Linked DNA regions of Homo sapiens: region 1 is linked to region 2. A link is a loop called in an ENCODE intact Hi-C map of the cell type or tissue named here. Cell type or tissue: endothelial cell of umbilical vein. All regions are shown on one strand.

Evidence for each region. A loop is a pair of places that touch in the nucleus more often than their neighbours do. Peaks named below come from ENCODE experiments on the same cell type or tissue, not always from the same donor. Only the 100,000 strongest peaks of a DNase experiment are listed, where the experiment ranks them.
Region 1: a loop joins it to region 2, with 8 times the contacts of the local background. A loop is called at or near these places in 3 of 110 quality-filtered maps.

What each region holds. Positions count from the first base shown.
Region 1 is chr4:147,712,608-147,717,607 of GRCh38, forward strand. No RefSeq gene overlaps it. Among named protein-coding and RNA genes, the nearest start is that of ARHGAP10, 17 kb to the right of the region's middle. In endothelial cell of umbilical vein, no CTCF peak of the experiment used is centred here; a DNase peak (open chromatin) is centred at 2,204; H3K27ac peaks cover 1,607 bases.
Region 2 is chr4:147,770,137-147,775,136 of GRCh38, forward strand. All of the region lies in intron 1 of ARHGAP10 (Rho GTPase activating protein 10), which reads left to right. Among named protein-coding and RNA genes, the nearest start is that of MIR4799, 10 kb to the right of the region's middle. In endothelial cell of umbilical vein, no CTCF peak of the experiment used is centred here; DNase peaks (open chromatin) are centred at 2,635, 3,495 and 3,805; H3K27ac peaks cover 3,402 bases.

The sequences.
Region 1 (5,000 bases), 58 kb before region 2:
TCTTAAGCTTTCATAAGCACATAATCAGATCTTTCCATCTTTCATGGGGACCGTTGATTGGTAAATTCTGTTTTATGTTACAAAAGAGCAAAGTGGCTGTGTTCTAATACAGTTCTAGTTTTGCAACAAAAGTCTTGTAAAATTTTATATTCTCATTATTAAACGTGGATTTTAAGGGGCAGCCTCCATGCCTTATGACAAAACTAAGTGATAAAGGAATGTGCTGGTCAATCTGTTTTATTGTATACTTGATACCTTTTATGGTTGCATTTCATTACCTGAAATTTGGGGAAAAAAGACTAGAAGCTTGGCTTTTAGGTCACTTTTTTTTTTTTTTTTGAGACAGAGTCTTGCTCTGTCACCCAGGCTGGAGTGCGGTGGCGCGATCTCGGCTCATTGCAACCTCTCCCTCCTGGGTTCAAGCGATTCTCCTGCTTTAGCCTCCTGAGTAGCTGGGACTACAGGCATGCACCACCATGCCCGGCTAATTTTTTTGTATTTTTAGTAAAGATGGGGTTTCACCACGTTGGCCAGGCTAGTCTGAAACTTCTGACCTCAGGTGATCCGCTCGCCTCGGCTTCCCAAAGTGCTGGGATTACAGGCGTGAGCCACTGCGCCCAGCTGCTTTTAGGTCACTTCTGATAGCCTTGTATTTCATTCTATTGCTTATGAGCTTTGTATTCTGCTTTTGTGTTTGTTTTACTTTTCAGTGAAAATAAATAAATAGCTCAAGTGGGATCTATGCTTTAGTTATGTAAAGAATAGATTGCAGCAACATGGAATCAGCTGGAGGCCATTATCCCAAGCGAATTAACGTGGAAACAGAAAACCAAATACAGCATGATCTCACTTATAAGAGGGAGCTAAACATTGAGTACACATGGACACAGAGATGGGAACAATAGACACGGGGTTTACTTGAGCGCGGAGGGTGAAAGGAGGGTGAGGAGCAGAAAACTACCTACCGGGTACTGTGCTCACTACCTGGGTGATGAAATCTTTGTACATCGAACCCCAGCAACACACAATTTACCCACATAACAAACCTGCACATGTACCCCCAAACCTAAAATAAAAGTTAGAAGGAAAAAAAAAAGAATAAAGAGAGAAGACTTCTTAGACTCCTTAATCATATTATTTTTGTTGTCTGGGTAAAGATGGCTGAGGCCTGATGGCCTGATAGACTGATAGAAAGACAGTTATGAATTTAGAATTTCTTCTCTTCTTTTGATCACTTCATTCAGCAAGTAACGAGAGACACATAAAACAAAATTCTAAGGACTAAGTTAAGCTCAATATTTAAAGTCCAAGAAAACTGTGAGTTAAAAACTGGATATTAGGCACTGAACAGGACAAGTAACATATTTCTTGTACTTTTAACTGCTTTTTCAAACAAATTAAAACGGATAGGAAGCTCTTGGGAAACTCTTTTCAGTCATTGCAAAAAAATAGCTCAACCTATCCTAATCTGGCAAAGATTTAGAGGGCCTAAATTCCTAAAAGCATTAGGGGATTTTTTTTCCCCCTAGTTCCCAAGTATGCTGTATAAGAGTAATTTCTGTGGCTGGTCACGGTGGCTCACGTCTGTAAATCTCAGCACTTTGGGAGGCTGAGGCAGGCAGAGCACCTGAGGTCAGGAATTTGAGACCAGCCTGGCCAACATGGCAAAACCCCGTCTCTACTAAAAATACAAAAATTAGCCAGGCATGGTGGCGCATGCCTGTAGTCCCAGCTACTCGGGAGGCTGAGGCAGAAGAATCGCTTGAACCCAGGAGGCAGAAGTTGCAGTGAGCCGAGATCGCACCATTGCACTCCAGCCTGGGCAACAGAGTGAGACTCAGTCTCAAAAACCAAAACAAAACAAAAGAATGATTTTTATTATACCAAATTCAGAGTTAAAACATCTTTATATTCATTTGATATACTCTATGAGTGCATTTGCAGCCTTTAAAAGAGACGGTTGCTTAAGCTGACACTGCAGAGCATTGCAAGAAGTGTTGATTAAAATCTCCACATTTGTTCTGAGTTTGTGAATTCCAAGGAGGTTGGCTAATAGCAAGTAGTGGCTCTTCCACAGCTACTCAGCCCTGGATCATGGCCACCTGTGTGTCATTCCTATGCAATGACTGTTGTTAATATTTTGGTGCATATCTTTCAAATCTTTTCCTTTCATTGTAGATATTTTTTAATTTGCAAAGTCGATCTCATAGCCTTACTTTCTATTTTATAATTTTTTTCACCAACAACATGTGATTGATTTTTTAAAAACCATGTTCAACACTGTAAGATTATTCATCATCTCTCCTAGTTATAACATAATTTATTAGTTTCCTGTTGTTGGACACTTAGGCTATTTTAAATTTTTGCCTAGTGTAAATATTGTTGTGATTCACATCCTTGAACTTAAATCTTTGGGTACAGCCTGATTATATTCTATAGATAAGTTTCTTGAAGTAATGTTACTGAGTCAAATGGCAAATGTTACCACCATGAGATAATCATTGGAAATAATCTGGTGCATATTTTTGCTCTGTTTTGAAAAATTAATGTGTATGTACACAAATGTAAGTTTATATAACCTTTTATTTATTTATTTATTTATTTATTTATTTAGAGACAGAGTCTCGCCCTGTTGCCCAGGTTGGAGTGCAGTGATACGATCTTGGCTCACCACAACCTCTGCCTCCCGGGTTCAAGCGATTCTCCTGCGTCAGCCTCCTGAGTAGCTGGGATTACAAGTATGTGCCACCACACACGGCTAATTTTTGTATTTTTAATAGAGACGAAGTTTCACCATGTTGGCCAGGCTGGTCTCAAACCCCTGACCTCAAGTGATCTGCCCACCTCAGCCTCCCAAAGTGCTGGGATTAGAGGAGTGAGCCACCATGTGCGGCCAGTTTATATAACTTTTATTTTATTTTATTTTATTTATTTATTTATTTTGAGACGGAGTCTCACTTTTGTTGCCCAGGCTGGAGTGCAATGGTGAGATCTCGGTTCACTGCAACTTTCACCTCCCTGGTTCAAGCGATTCTTCTGCCCCAGCCTCCCAAGTAGCTAGGATTACAGGCACACACCACCACCCCCAGCTAATTTTTGTATTTTTAGTAGAGACGGGGTTTCACCATGTTGACCAGGCTGGTCTTGAACTTCTGACCTCAGGTGATCCACCCGCTTCGGCCTCCCAAAGTGCTGGGATTGTAAGCATGACCCACTGTGCCTGGCCAACTTTTTATTTTTATTATTTATTTGGAGACAAGAGTCTCGCTCTGTCGCCCAGTCTGTAGTGCAGTGGCAGGATTTTGGCTCACTGCAACCTCCACCTCCTGGGTTCAAGAGATTCTCCTGCCTCAGCCTCCCGAGTAGCTGAGATTACAGGCGCATGCCACCACACCCAGCTAATTTTTGTATATTTAGTAGAGACCGGGTTTCATTATGTTGGCCAGGCTGGTCTCAAACTCCTGACCTCAGGTGATCCACCTGCCTCGGCCTCCCAAAGTGCTGGGATTACAGACGTGAGGCACCGCACCTGGCCTATATAACTTTTTTAAAAAGTTGTTGTGTTATGTATGGGGGGCTGTATTGAAGGTTTTTAAGCAGAGGAATGACATGATCTGATTTTCATTTTAGAAGAATCATTCTGGCTGCTATGCTTCAAATAGACTGCAGGGAGCAAAGATAGAAGAAAAGATAAAAGCAGGGAGTCTATTTCAGTAATCCAGGAGAGAGATAATAGTGGCTTGCAGCAGGAGACAGCAGTGGTGGGAGTGAATGGTGGTCAGATTCTGGATATATTTTTGCAGGAAGACAGATTGCACGTGGGGTATGAGAGAAAGAAAGGAGTTCAGATTAACTCCAAGTTTTTTAGATTTGAACAATGAAGGATGATGTTGACATCAAGTGACAGGGAAAAGGCTAAAGATGGAGCAGGTTTGGAAAGAGAAAAGAACAAGAGGTCAGTTTGGAGATAATAAGTTTGAGATATCAATTAAGTATCCACATGGAGATGTCCAGAAGGCTGTTGAATAGATGAGTCTGGAGTTCTGGAGTGAACAGGCAGGCATTAGAAATATAAATTTGGAAATTATTAGCATATGGATGGTTTGTAAAGCCAGGAGACTGAGTGAGATTACAAAGGGAGATACAGACAAAGAGAAGAGAACCAAGACTCAGAAGAAGGAGCATTTCAACATGAAGAGCACTTACCATGCACCAGGTAAGGTTCTATGTGCTTTGCATAGATTCTAGGTTGACTCGTTTAATGTCTAAAAGAACTCAGTGAAGAGGTATAGTTTAGTATAGAGGTTCCATTTAGCAGAGGAAGAATCAGAGGCACAGAAAGATTGTCAGTAAATGGATAAATTATTTCATGATATGAGTTGATAAATCAGTTTTACCTTCCTTATTGAATAATGCAAAGTTAATCTGAAATAAGTCATGTAAAATTTTTTTGCACAGGTTTTCTTCAGTATGTTTCAAAAATCTTAGTAGTACTAGAAGACATTTCAGTTATATTTTAAATAATTAGCATGACTAATCTGTTCAAAGTACTTTTCTTTCCAGCTGACAACACGTTTTAGGAAAGAAGATTGAAGGGGGTAAAGAAAAAATGCTTATGTTCAAATTAGAAAAAAGGAGAGCCATTTTTAGTGTTCAGCATTTCTAAAAGACACTGTCTTTAATTGCTTTCACATATATCTTCCTTAAGAACCATGCATTCTCTAATTATATTTAGGGATGGGAGAGGTAAATCAATAAAGAGAAATTGTCATTACTCCTACTACCTCACCCCATAATATATATTCAGAACTTCGCAAAGGGGCAGTTTCTAAGGCTATAACTTGTCCTTAACACAAATGTGCATTAGGCAGGGAAAGACAAAAAGCATGATGGTGGGGTAGTTCCTACAGAAGGCTTCCAGTTGAAAAAAATATTTCAAATCATCCCTTTGGTACTATGGATATTTTTATATCTTGAGACCAAGATACAGGATACATAAA
Region 2 (5,000 bases):
TAGTATGAATGTTGTAATTGGAGAATCTGCCTCAATTTTGAGCTCAACTCCAGTCTGTAGACTTGCTGATACAGTAGTATTTGTCTATCACAGCACTTAGAAATGATAGCCTGTGGTCAGGTGCCAGTGGTTCACGCCTGTCTGTAATCCCAGCACTTTGGGAGGATCATTGGAGGTCAGGAGTTAGACACCAGCCTGGCCAACATGGTGAAACCCTGTCTCTACTAAAAATGGAAAAATTAGCTGGGCATGGTGGTGGGCGCCTGTAATCCCAGCTACTTGGGAGGCTGAGGCATGAGAATTGCTTGAACCCGGGAGGCGGAGATTGCAGTGAGCTGAGATTGTGCTACTGCACTCCAGCCTGGGCAATAGAGCGAGACTTGATCTCAAAGAAATGGTAGCCTGTATCACATTGTTTTATGGCTATATCTCTGTATCCTGTATTTAACTTATAGTCATGTGGTGTTATGAAAAAAAGTAATCAGTATATATTGAGCACTTCTTTGTACCAAGCTAAGTAATTTGGAAAGACTTGTTTGTATTTTGACCTGGATTCAGATTCCACCTCTGCTACATACTGGCTTCATGACCTCAGTCAAGTTACTTAGCCCATCTGAGCTTCGGTGTTTGTTTTTTTCTGTATGACAGTTGTATGATTCTGCTAGGACAGCCATAGCCGAGTACCACAGACTGGGCAGCTTAAATAGCAGTCTTATTTTCTAGTAATTCTGGAGGCTAGAAGTCTGAGATCAAGGTGTTGGCAGGATTGGTTTCCTCTGAGGCACCTCTCCTTGGCTTGTAGGTGGCTCTTGTCACATGGTCTTACCTCTGTGCCTGTATCTTTGTCCTAATCTTCTTTTCTTTTAAGGAGACCAGTAATACTGGATTAGGGCCCACCCTAATGACCTCATTTTAACTTAATTACCTCCTTAAAGACCCTATGTTCCCTGTAATCCTAGCACTTTGGGAGGCCCAGGTTGGAAGATCACTTAAGCCCAGGAGTTTGAGACCAGCCTGGGCAACAAGGCGAGACCCCTGTCTCTGTTTAAACAGAAAAAAAGAATCCCGTGTCTGAATACAGTCACATTCTGGGGGGTAAGGAATTCAACATGAGTACTTGAGGGACATGTCCAGCCGCCTGTAACAGCAGTGAAAATGACATGTGCTCAAGTGGGTTTATTTTACTTTTTAATTTTTGTGGGTACACAGTAGGTATATATATTTGTGGGTTATCTGTAATATTTTGATACAGGCATGCAATGTGTAATAATTACATCAGGGTAAATAGGGTATCTATCACCTGAGGCATTTTTGTTGTTGTTCTTGCAAACAAATATACTCTTTTATTTTAAAATGTATGATTATTTTTGACTATAGTCACCCTGTTGTGCCAGCAAATACTAGGTGGCACAATTTTTTTGTACCCATTCAAGTGTTGTGTTGTTGTGAGGATTAAATGAAATAGTATATGCATGTGAGCTTAGTGCATGCATAATGTTAGCTTTCTCCTTGCTAGAGCGGGGTAGAATCTTGTTTTCTTTATATTCTATCCAAGTATAAACAGTAAATAAATGTCAGTGAAATTGTGTTTTAAGTATGTAGGTGCCCCTTTTCATAATTCTCATCTTCCTCGCCTCCACTCTTGCAACTAAATTAGTATTTTTTTCTTTTCTTGAGATGGAGTCTTGCCTTGTCACCAGGCTGTAGTGCAGTGGTGCTATCTCGGCTCACTGCAACCTCCACCTCCCAGGTTCTAGCGATTTTCCTGCCTCAGCCTCCTGAATAGCTGGGACAACAGGCGTGCGCCACCACGCCCAGCTAATTTTTGTATTTTTAGTAGAGGTTGGGTTTCACCATGTTGGGCAGGATGGTCTTGATCTCTTGACCTCGGGATCTGCCCTCCTCGGCCTCCTAAAGTGCTGGGATTACAGGCGTGAGCAACCGCGCCAGGCCCTAAATGAGTAATTTAATGCTAATTTAAGGGGATCTCTCCTGAGAAGTTCTCTCTACTTCTGCTCTCTGCGCACTGGGACGTGCCATCTCCACCTTTAAACTGCGCTAGGCCCTTGTTCCCTTCCCAGTTGGCAGGATTATCTGAGACTTCTCTAGATAAGAGCAGTGGACTTCAGCTCCCTCTCCCTAGGTTCCGTGTTTCCACCTGGCGGTAGTGTGTATCTGCCAGTTGACACTTTACATCACACAGTTTGTGATTTTTAGGTCTGCTCTGCCTTTCTCCTCTCTCCTCTCTGCAGTTTTTTATCTTTTTTTTAAGCCACAGTTCTACAGACAGATGGGAAGTTTAGAGCAAGGTAGGATAGGCGAGTGAGAAAGCAACATGAGAAAAATGAGTATAGGCTTATTGACTTAATGTTCTAGCTCAGACTTGTACCACAGGCCTGTGCCTTGTGGCGAGTGAACTGTAATTCCTCTGAGGATGTCTCTCTTGAATGTTTGACAAGGCATTAGCAATCATCTGTCGCCCAGGGAATTCCAAACAAAAACAGATGAGTTTAAAATCCTAGGGTATAAACGGCCACAGAATTGTTTAACTTGTTGACTTCTAGGGGAAAATATGTATTCTACAAATGTTATTACAGAGTTTTTACAGGCATTTTTATTATTAATGATGGGAAGCTTCCTGGAGCATTCTCTTAAGTCTAGTGGGGTTACTAAATGTAGTTTTCCAACTGGAGCTTGGTTTCCTGAAAGCTATTCTTGGTGGGGTGGATGAGTGCAGCTGTCGTATCTCTTAGTATTTCAGTTTGAGTCATTGGGTGGGCGGAACTGATTAGAATTCCAAAAGCAATACATATAGGAGTTAGGTGGAACTCTTTTGGAATTAAGTAGGAAAGATTTTGACGGAACTCCTGCATTCCAGAGTTCAGTGGTAAAAAGAACACTTTATGTACAGAGTATTTGGGTAAATGTCTTCTGCATTTTGCTTTAGTTTTTTCTTTGTTGGTAGAAGGGACACTTTATATTAAGAAGCTGTTACAATGTATTGTCAAGATAGAGTTATTTGAAAATATTTAAAAATAGCAGATTTCCCTTCTAAACATGCTGACTTCTTGTAGGTTAATGTGACGTTACTTTCATTAATGTACATATGTATGTATATATTATCATGTCTTCTTTTAAACACTTTACAGAGCTTTATAGTAAGTTCACCCAGTTCATCACAAGTTAGAATTTTGCTGCATCCTATATGCCTCACGGGAAGAGACATTATCTTGTGGAAAGTGGCTTTTGTGCTAATAAATAAACATCCCTTGGAATGTTACCCTCCATAGCAAAGGGGCCATGGAAGGCTCTGTGTTTTAGGATTACAGCTGCCCAGAGACAGCTTGGGAAACAGTGTTATGTTTTACAGCATCTATTAGAAATCAACTCGATGTACACTTAAATATTGTATTCTGAGTTATAACACAGCAAACTGACATTGTAATGTTTTCCAATATGTGATTTTCATTGTTGCCATGATGTCATAAGGATTTAAAAACAGTTATCTGTTTTTCGTGGGCAGAACTTAAAACAGTGTTAAAAAGCATGCACTCTGTGTACCAAAAGCCTTAAAGTGGAATGATAGGGAATCCCTATGGGGTAAAGAGAAGATTCTTGATTCTCTACCTTGGTTCTTTAGAATGTGAGTCAATACATTAAGAACCTGGACTGCTCTGAAACAGAGGCACATTTGAGAGCTCCTGGAAACCCCTTTATAGGATTATTTCCTTGTCTTTGTTCTTTAGTCCTTGATTTGTTGTCAAGTGAAGCTTGAGATATGTCTTGCAGCCATTTGAGAAGCAGCACATCTGGTTAGAAGCAGAGACTGGGGAACCTGATTGCCTGGGTGAGTCATTCCTGGCTCTGCCACTCCAGCTTTGTGATCTCAGGCAAGTTACCTCTCTCTGCCCCAGTTTCCTCAGCTGTAAAATGGGATAATAATAATATTCATAAGATAGTTGTGATAATGAAATGAGTTAATAAATGTAAGGCAATTTAGGATAGTGCCTGGCACATAGTTAGCCCTGTATAAAAATGTTGACTCTTATTATCTTGGTACATGTTAAATTCCTATATTTGACCATGTTCAGACCAAGTTGATATCCACTTCCATTTGTTCCACATTCCTGACCTAATTTGTCTTGGGGTCTCCAGCCAAAATCTAAGATTCCCCAGGCTAGGCAAGCATGAACTCTTGTTCTTAGTGGAATCTGTGTGGCAGAATTTATTTCTGCAGGTATCCAATGTTGTTGGATGGGTTTGGTTTGCCTGTAAGAGTGTGCAGGTGGAAAACATGACCTGGGTTTGTGTCTGTAGGGTTTAAAGTATGTGTTTAGGACAAGGGTTATATAAGGACAATTTTGAAGTCAAAGTTTTAATCTCTTTTTCTTCCCCTCAGGTTTCTTTATTCTATAACATATTTACTTATTTATTATAACCTTTAGGGCTCAGCCTCTTTATTTCCTGTGACTTTGTTTATTTCATGAGAGGGTGACCACCCAGGATTTACAAAGCTTCTTGTGTGTTGTGGAAGATAGTATAAAATTCAAATAATGCTTTTACCTGAGCACTAGTGTGTGTTTCGTTTCTTCCTTGAACTTGCTTAAAGAGGTAAGCAAGATTACCTCTTGGGGCAAAGATTCTTGGCAGAGATGAGAAGAACATTTTGTCATTGACAGAGTCTCAACAGGACCCCCAGCTGACATAGAAACACTTGTTTTGCTGTCTTCTCCATGCTGATCCTTTGCCACAGCCCTTTCCTCCTTGATGTATTTTTTTTTTTTTTTGAGACGGAGTTTCGCCCTTTTGTCCAGGTTGGAGTGCAGTGGCATGATCTGGGCTCACTGCAACCTCTGTCTTCCAGTTTCAAGTGATTCTACTGCCTCAGGAGTACTCTACTTCTGAGTAGCTGGGATTATAGGCTCTCGCCACCACGCCTGGCTAATTTTTGTATTTTTAGTAGAGACGGGGTTTCACCATGTTGGCCAGGCTGGTCTTGA